Linked DNA regions of Homo sapiens: region 1 is linked to region 2. Evidence: chromatin contacts called from ENCODE Hi-C or POLR2A ChIA-PET data. All regions are on one chromosome and are shown on one strand. The core of a region is the stretch at or near the end of the contact, and the rest is flanking DNA. Distances in the headings are between cores, read along the strand shown. Region 1 has its middle 57 kb from the start of POMGNT2. Region 2 has its middle 40 kb from the start of SNRK.

Region 1 (4,123 bases), core at 398-2,897, 85 kb before region 2:
ATGTCATACTTGTATAATAAAAATATTTTTAAAATTCACTAAAATAAGGGGGGAAAACAAATAAAAGGCAAATCCAGTTAAGTGTACTATATCTGGTATGTTACAGGATGATAATAGATGTTTCGTGAAGAACTAGTCCAGTGATGAAATAAGTTGGGAAACATTGAGTTAAACAAAGCTAATTGGATTTATTCCCTGCAGGACTTCTCAGAGCCTTTAATATCCTGGTGGGCCTTATGATCTTTAAGAGGGTGCTATACCTAGTGATGTTACCAGGCTTATCTCATCTCTGAATCCCCATTCTGAGGAATATCTCTCCAGACTGATTATCTGTGGAACACTCTGGAAAACCCTGTTGCCAAGCTCTGACCATGTGCAGAATCAGGGAAATGCTCAGGTCTCATTAGGCCAAGTTCTAATATGATCTGCAGAGTTGAATGAAGCCTTGTTAGGTTGGGAAATTTGAGACCACATCAGCTATTAAATGAGAAACACTGCTGAGATCTCACTGGCAAATTAAGACATGTGGCCAGGTCAATTATGGATTTTCCAATTACAAGATTTGGAAAGGTAGAAAGACATTCCTGGGCATTTGGTTAGTAGGATCACTGAGCTTTTGGTTCAGCACGGATGATAAGACTTGGATAAACAGAGGGAATTCCCTGAACCCCAAGGGAATGAAATATTGTGTTAGCTTATTTTGTGTTGTTATAAAGGAATACCTGAGACTGGGTAATTTATAAAGAAAAGAAGTTTATTTGACTCACAGTTCTGCAGACTGTACAAGAAGCATGGAGCCCACATCTGCTTGGTTTCTGATGAGGCGTCAAGAAGCTTTTAGTCATGGCAGGAGGGAAGGGAAGCCAGCATGTCACAGGGCGAGAGAGTGAGCAAGAGAGGGAGGAAGAGGTGCCAGCCTCCTTTAAATAGCCAGCTCTCCTGTGAACTAAGATTGAGAACTCATTCATTACCATGGGGAGGGCACCAAGCCATTCATCAGGGATCTGCCCCCTTGACCCCAACACCTTCCACTAGGCCCCACCTCTAACACTGCGGATTACATTTCAACATGAGATTTGGAGGGGACAAACATCCAAACCATATTAAATATACTTGCAAATAAAACAGTCCAAAGAAGCATAAAAGGGATAATGGAGAGTGGGATCAGTGGACAGATCAGGGCTCCCTATATGCACTCAAGCCTCACCAGCACAAGGGCTGGGCCTCCAACTGCCAAATCTGCATCTCTTTGCCTGAGGGCTCCCTCTGGCCATTGGAGCCCGCAATGAGCAGCAGGCCAGAAATGCATAAGCACTGATGTGCGGCAGCTTGAAACCAGTGACTGGTGGGAACTGGCGAACAAACACCCCAGAGCATCCCACCTTGTAGGCAGGATGGTCCTGATGTGCACTGGCTGCAATGGCTCCCGGAATTCCTCAAAGGCTAAATCTCCAGATGCCCATAGTGGCCCCTGGTTTGATAACACACCGTTGGTTGCCTGCCTTCCTGTCTCTGTCTTACTTTCCCTAGGAAACAAGGTAAGTTCTGCAGGAGTTTCTACTCTGGCTAGAAAGCCTGATTTCCTGGGTTTTCATGATTCTTCAAGGCGAGATTTGTACCACTGCAGTGAGTTAAGAACAGTTTCATTTTATTTCTGACAGAGGGCAGCATTTCGTTTTCTTTCACAGAGAGATGTATTCCTGGGCTTGCAAATGACTCTAGCTCAAAATAAAGAAAAACAAATTGAAATAAGGATTTTAATCACTGTGAAGGGAATGAAAGGCTGTGTCAGCGTTTCCATGGTAAGTGCCGTCTTTCAGGGATTTATCATCCCAGCTGTAAAAATATGCTTTATGCTAGGATTTGGCAAGAGCAACCCTCAGTCACTTAAAACCTATATATTATTAAAGATTCTACTTTCAGTCAAGTCAGAAACGTGACTCTGTATAAATGCCACAGAATGCTCCTCTGACCCTTGTGACTGCCAACTGCTGCCTGCCACATTCCCTGCCAAACCAGCTCAGCACTGAGAAGTGGCAAAGGCACAGCAGCTGGACCTCCCCAGAGGATGCTTTGCGTTCTGGAAATGGTTCCGCTGAGGAAGAGGGCCTGGTTCTTTGTGGAGGCTAAGTGCGGCCTTTTGGGGTCTCCTGCCTAGGGGTCTGTAGGTGGCTGTTCTCTGAGCACTGGCTCACTTGCTCCCTCTCCCGCATCCCAGGTCCCAGGGCTACTCAAGGGGAAGGGGATGTGTCAGCACAGCCACACATCACCCTTGGCCCCTTGGCTCGGGATGCCGAAGCCACTGCAGACAGCATAAGTGGAAGAAACTCAGGTTGAGCTGACAGGAAGTGTTAGACTTGTGCTGATTTTACCTGGCAACCCGAACTCCCGTGGTGTGAGGGGAAGAAAGGCAGCTAGGTCAAGTTAGCAGCCAAAAGAGAAAGCAAAACAGGGCTCAGTCTGAATTTTTATGTCACATCACATAAAAGCCACCTCTGCTTGGCTTTAAATAAGACCAAATTTGCAGAAACTGGTATGTCCTTTATTCGAAATAGGGTTGTGGAGGTGGGGCGGGGGGCTCTTTATGATAAGAGCAGAATGTCACTTTTTACGACCCAAGATGAATCCTTAGTGTGGTGCCAGTGGTGTTTATCAGGTCTTAGGCATTAGCAATTTAATCTTTCCCCTAACACAGCAAGTGGTGCATACTCTGATTTCCATTTTCAAAATGAACAAATCGACACCCAGAGCTTAAGGAATTCACCCTTATGAAGGTCTCATGGAGAGTCAATAAGGAGCAGGCACTTAAAGGCATATCTTTCTGACTCTAAGTCATGGGGCTCCATATATTGCACTTGGGAGCAGGCACAAATTCTTCTCCCAGGAAACAGTGCAGGAGCAGGGTTCCAGGGTTCCACCAGCCCATCTCCTCACCCATCCCCAGGTGGTGGGCATCCTGGCACAGTGCTCAGTGTGCCCCAGCCCTAGCAGATTTCCTGCTGTTGAGATAGACAATGGCTGCAGAGGGCAGGGCTAGGAGCAGTGGCTAAACTCTAAAGCGTTTTGATTGCTAACATTTTTTGAGTGGTTACTGTCTATCAGTCACAGTTGGAAGCACTGTATATCTGTTACCTCTCTTAGAACCACTCCCAGCAACTGTCTGAGGTAGGTAATAGCATTGTCCCCATTTTATAGGTGAGGAAACTGAGGAGCAGAGAGCTTAAATAACTTGCCCAAGGTCACATAGCCAGTAGAAAGTGGAGGTGGGATTCAAGCTCAGGCAGCTTGACTCCCCAGACCAAACTGAGGACTGGTGTCCTGTGTGGGTAGCAGGAGGTGAGGGTTGAGGAGGGTGCACTTCACCAACCTCTGAATATTCACGCAGGGGCTAGGTGTTCATTGGTAACCCAATCATAAGTGGCTGGGCTGGACAGGACTTCAAGCCAGCCAGTCCCGCCTCTCATCTTCCTGTTGACCGTGTTGATTCTGTAAGAGGCAAGGGCTGCCCGAGGGTATCCTCCTGTTCTCTAGGATGCGACACTCTAGGCAGAGCCAGAGTGGGATCCTGAGTCTCCTGGGCCCCCTGTTCCTGCAGGAGACACGATCTTGTGATGGAGTCTCCCATGAGCAGGGTAAGGCAAGTTCCTCCTGTACTTTGTCCCCATGGTGACTCAGGTGAGATGGCCCCTGAAAAGCTGTGACTGGGAGAGTTACATTCAAAGTCTGGGCAGGGCTCCTGCAGGCTATCCTGCACCCCTCGGACAAGCCAGGTTGACTTCCCTCCTCCATCTCTCAGTCTGGAGAAGGAAAGAGATAACAAATAGCTGGGGGTGAGATGGACGTAATTAGCGGTTCTAGAGTGCATCATAAAGCAGAAAAACCGATTCCTGTTAGGCTGGGAGTGCCGTCTGTGCTACCCCAGGAAAATGGGATCACACAAGCAATTGTACAAGGCAATAACACCCCTGATGCTGAAGCTGTAACATCTGTTACACCAAGACATTTTGGTTATGACTTCATCATGCATTTCTGAGTTGGTCTGAGACAGTTTTTCATTGGCACTTAGATATATTGGTTTATAAGGCAATAGTGGAATTGAACCTTTCAAAGAGTTCAGGCTCTT
Region 2 (4,190 bases), core at 1,209-3,708:
TTAATGTTAGACAGTATCCTTAGTGACTCTTCAAACAGCCCAATGTTATTTCCTTTCTCATAAAAAATGAGGATTAATGCAATATGTTTCCACCCAGAAAAATCTTAACTAAGAGGAGGGGTAGCAATCAGTGTCCTCAAATATATCCATGAAATGGTCCTGTAAAGAGGATTCTCAGGCCCATATAAATGGATATGTGGCTCCTAGACCATGTTCCTGCTCTGGTCATTAGCTACAGATCTGGCTTTTGCTCATTTGGGAACTGCTGACATTGACTTTTCATTGGTTTTGATTTTTTCTTGGCCTTCATTACTTCCTTTCTTTCTTCCTCCCTCCCTGGCTTCCTAAACTTTTGTGATGTTCAAACTTTTGGCACAAAGGACTGCTGATGTACCTTTTGTACAACAAGCTGTCATGCTTTACTTTTATAAGAAGACACAATCAAATGTTGTTTTTTAAAGCTTCTAGGAACCTTTTGAGAACAGATTTTGTCCAGTTCTGTTCATATTTTGAACAGAAACAGTTCAGGTCTTCCTACTTCCCCGCCTACTGGTGGAACACCCACTCCAGGTTCAAGTGTCAACAAAACCATCAAAGGCAAATGGAAGCTGAGGCTTGGATCCTTCACCAAAAATGTCTGTCAACAGAATGCAGGATCAGATATTGGGCACCAGTTATATTTCTTGTGGTGCCACCAAAACTCCCAACCTAAAATCATCTTGGGAGAGTGGAAGTTGGGGCCAAAACCCTGGAGAACTGCTATTAAAGCACTGCGGGTGAAAGGGATCCCTTTTAATACCCCCAAGAAACTTCGCTCTTGATTAGTTCTGGGCCAAATAAATCATAGCTGTATTGAACTTTCACCTGAATCAATTTCCTCATGCGAGCCTCTCAATCCTCAGAGAGACATCAACCAACAGAAACGATTCCAGGATGGGGCCAAGCTATTAATAGGTCTTCAGCACGTTGGCAGATGAGGAGCTCTCTAAGGTGGAATCAGAGGCTGAACTAGATCTGCAAACCTCCATAGTTCCTAATATTTGGTCACCTTCTTGTCCCTGCGTTATAATAAGATTTAGATTCAATTTGTCAAAGCCTGTCATTTAGTCCACCTTGGAATTTTCATCTGCAGAACATAGGCAATCACAAATCTTCACCTCCCTCCTTTCCAAGAGGTGAGATTTTGAAATCCTGGTCAATTCACATGTGTGGTAAGTGCTCAGGTGTAATAACAATCATCTGCCTTTAGATCCATTCTCTCACTAAAACCTCACTAAATGCCAGGAGGCTAAGGCAAGTACTACCAGAGTCCCTTTTTATAGTTGAAGCAACTGAGATTCAGAGAGTTGGAGGGGATTTCTCCAAGGTCCTACTGTTGGTAAACAACAGAGCTACATCTCAGCCCTACATGTGTCTAAGTCTTATGCAGTTTCTTTGCATTCAGAGGGTTAACCTAGAGTTGTTGGGCTGGCCTCAGGAGATTGCCTAAAAGAATATATATGTATAGCACATGTATTTTTCTACAAAGGGAGTCCAGAGCTGTCCTGGAATTTTCAGAGATGCAAGACTAAAACATTGTTAAGAACTTTCTGCCTGCTTCATCTGGCATAGAGTATGCATTCAACATTTGTATGCTGAATTGAGGATTCATTGTGAGGGAGCAACAGGAAGATGTGGGTCTCAGGGGGATAACACTATTTATTCAGAAGAGACCCAGTGGAGAATGACCCCCAGGCGGCAGCAGCTGAGGTTCTGGCCGTGGTTACCTAGAGAGCACGTGCAGTGTGCTATGGGTAAACTGGTGGACGGCTAGGCAAATTTTATGATGGATATTTAGTCTGAAACCCAGGACCAATCCAATTCACTTGGAGAGGACACATCACTGTAGAAGTCTATAAAAAGAACCCTGTTGAAAGAGAGAAATTTCTTGCCCCTTTCTGTACTTGGAGTGTAATGACGAGTTTAGGGGTTCCTGAGTCTTCCCTGGATGAAGAGACCCTCTGGTGCTTTTTAAGAAGCAAAGAAACAAAACCTTCCTGGGGAGATACCCTTCACTGGCTGCCCAAGCCTCATCCCAGAGTGAGATAAAGGGGAAGGTTGAACCTCTTGGCCTTATGCAGAGAAGATAAATGAATATGAGGCTTTGGCAATAGAGCTGGAACAAATGTGTTGATCAAGGAGGATCATTGTCAAGCCAGTTTTCATCTCAGCAACTGGACTAGCATTAGAGACACTCATTTGAAAACCTTAAAGAACTCGACATGTATGATGGTGTGGCATCCCATCAGAGATGTGAAGTACAATCAGGACATTTTTATCCTAATGACAGAATATTATGTCCTCCCCTCTTGGTTAACAGGACACATGCTGCTAGAATGTGTAAAATCTGATTCACTTGGGCAGTAAGAAACAAGCATAACAACCCCAAGTCAGGCTGCTAGTTTTGGATGGTTTGGGTCTTTGTGTTTGACAGGATGTGTTTAGAGGAGAGATTTCCGTAGCCACTGAAGCACAGAGCAACCTGGTGCCCAAAGAAGAATGAGAGGAAGCAAGAGCTGTGTGTGTCTCATGGTAAACAATGAGGCCGGAAGCATCCATCTGGAATGCAGTCAAAAACAAAAAACCCTGGCCACTCAGATGCTGGAGCACCAATGCAGCTTTTTGGCAAAACTTTGACAGATGTCAGATATTAAAGAATGCATGTGTGGAAATGAGTTATATGGGGAGAAGTTAGGAACAAGAATTATTAGTAACCAAATAGTGTATGTTTGTGCATGAAAGGTGGGGAGGGCGTCAAAAAGAAGCCCAGAGTCTGTTGCTGGAAATATCCTAAGTTTAAAATTCAGCCCACAATCCATCTCAGTCCCTTTCAGTAGAGTCCTGGCACTGGGCTTGGCTCCTGGCAGCTCTTTGGGGGACCCCAAGAATAATAGCATGGGAAGAAATTTATGACATGTTTCAAGATCGTTGAATGCTTCTTAATCAAGTTATAGTGAGGAGGAGAGGTTCAAGCAGCAGTACTGGCATTATTTTAATTCACCAAGTGGGAAATTATTGAAGCATATTTTATATAATTAGGGTCAAGAATGGATTTGGTGTCATTTAAGGCAAATGTCCTGAACACAAAGCCGATTCAGCTGGCATGATTTCTAGCCTTGAGAACAGCAAGTCTGGCAACAATTAATCAGGCCAGAGGAAACAGTACAGAGACCACTGTTTGGCCACCCTCTGCACAAACCAGGGCAAGGAATTATGGAACTCCAGCAGCTAGCAATAGAAAGGGCCCTCTGGAATACAGCAAAATGTTGTAGGTAATGGCTTGTGTCCGGAACATCTCAGGAAGTTTTATGAATGTTAATTTAATTGTGCAATAGGCAAGGAAAGTCAGTAGTCCTTGTTTTACAAGTGCTAAGCATGCTAAGAGCTAGGTCTCCTTAGGGCTCACCAGGTGTCCTGGAGTGAATTGTCCTGGGGGTGAATTGCTGAGAGATCAAAACAAAAAAAGAAAGAAAGAAAGAAAAAAAGAAACCAACATTATTAACAACACAGCTGATGAGCAGAAACAGGACTTGGAGCAGAACCATGATGCTTAGCACAGATGCATCCATTCAGGACCAAAAAATGTTGTCCTGAGCCTCAAAGCTGTCAAGCTGTGTGCAAGAAAGAATGACAATGAACCCCCCCAAGCAGCCTCATGGCATTCTTGGACTATAAGCCTCTGAGGAGACTGGCTCCCAGCATGCGGAAGTCTGAGGTTCAAGTGTGGTAACAGCTTGCTAGTGGATGCTATGGAGCCAGAGCCAAAAGACACACATGCCACTCACTGTTTATTGCTTTGCTTTTCCCCTTTGGCCACTCCCTGTAGATGCCTCGGGGATAAGACCAGCAGACTTGTCTCCAGGCATATTCCAAGGAAAATGTTGGGAAGCAGAGCACCAAGTTCTATTACATACAACAGAGCAGATAAACAGATGAATGGAGAACGGAAACCTCATAGACACAGGTGACATAGTGTAAGAAGACTCACAATTTCAATGACTCAGACAAGATGGAAGTTGCTTCTCTCTCAGGTAACAACCTGGACATAAATAGTCTTGGGGAAGTATAATGGCTTTATGGTGAAGGGACCCAGACTCCTTCAATCTTGTTTCTCCTCTGTGCCTAGGGCATTGCCCTCATCTAAATGGTCC

What was found. A loop is a pair of places that touch in the nucleus more often than their neighbours do. ChIA-PET counts read pairs that join two places held with the same protein, here RNA polymerase II (POLR2A). Pooled maps may share reads with other maps.
Region 1: a loop to region 2 is called in a map of endothelial cell of umbilical vein, with 6 times the contacts of the local background. The contact joins two enhancer-like sites. A Hi-C loop is called at or near these places in 2 of 168 maps with a recorded cell type or tissue (Right ventricle myocardium inferior and endothelial cell of umbilical vein) and 5 of 50 pooled maps. POLR2A ChIA-PET finds 5 or more read pairs at or near these places in 6 of 52 experiments (A673, CD4-positive, alpha-beta T cell, MCF 10A and 3 more).

Annotation. Positions count from the first base shown.
Region 1 is chr3:43,160,629-43,164,751 of GRCh38, forward strand. No RefSeq gene overlaps it. Among named protein-coding and RNA genes, the nearest start is that of POMGNT2, 57 kb to the left of the region's middle. Within about 2 kb of position 1,648, at least 7 of the 41 ENCODE cell types and tissues checked have a DNase peak (open chromatin) inside an H3K27ac peak, as active enhancers do.
Region 2 is chr3:43,244,618-43,248,807 of GRCh38, forward strand. No RefSeq gene overlaps it. Among named protein-coding and RNA genes, the nearest start is that of SNRK, 40 kb to the right of the region's middle. Within about 2 kb of position 2,459, at least 6 of the 41 ENCODE cell types and tissues checked have a DNase peak (open chromatin) inside an H3K27ac peak, as active enhancers do.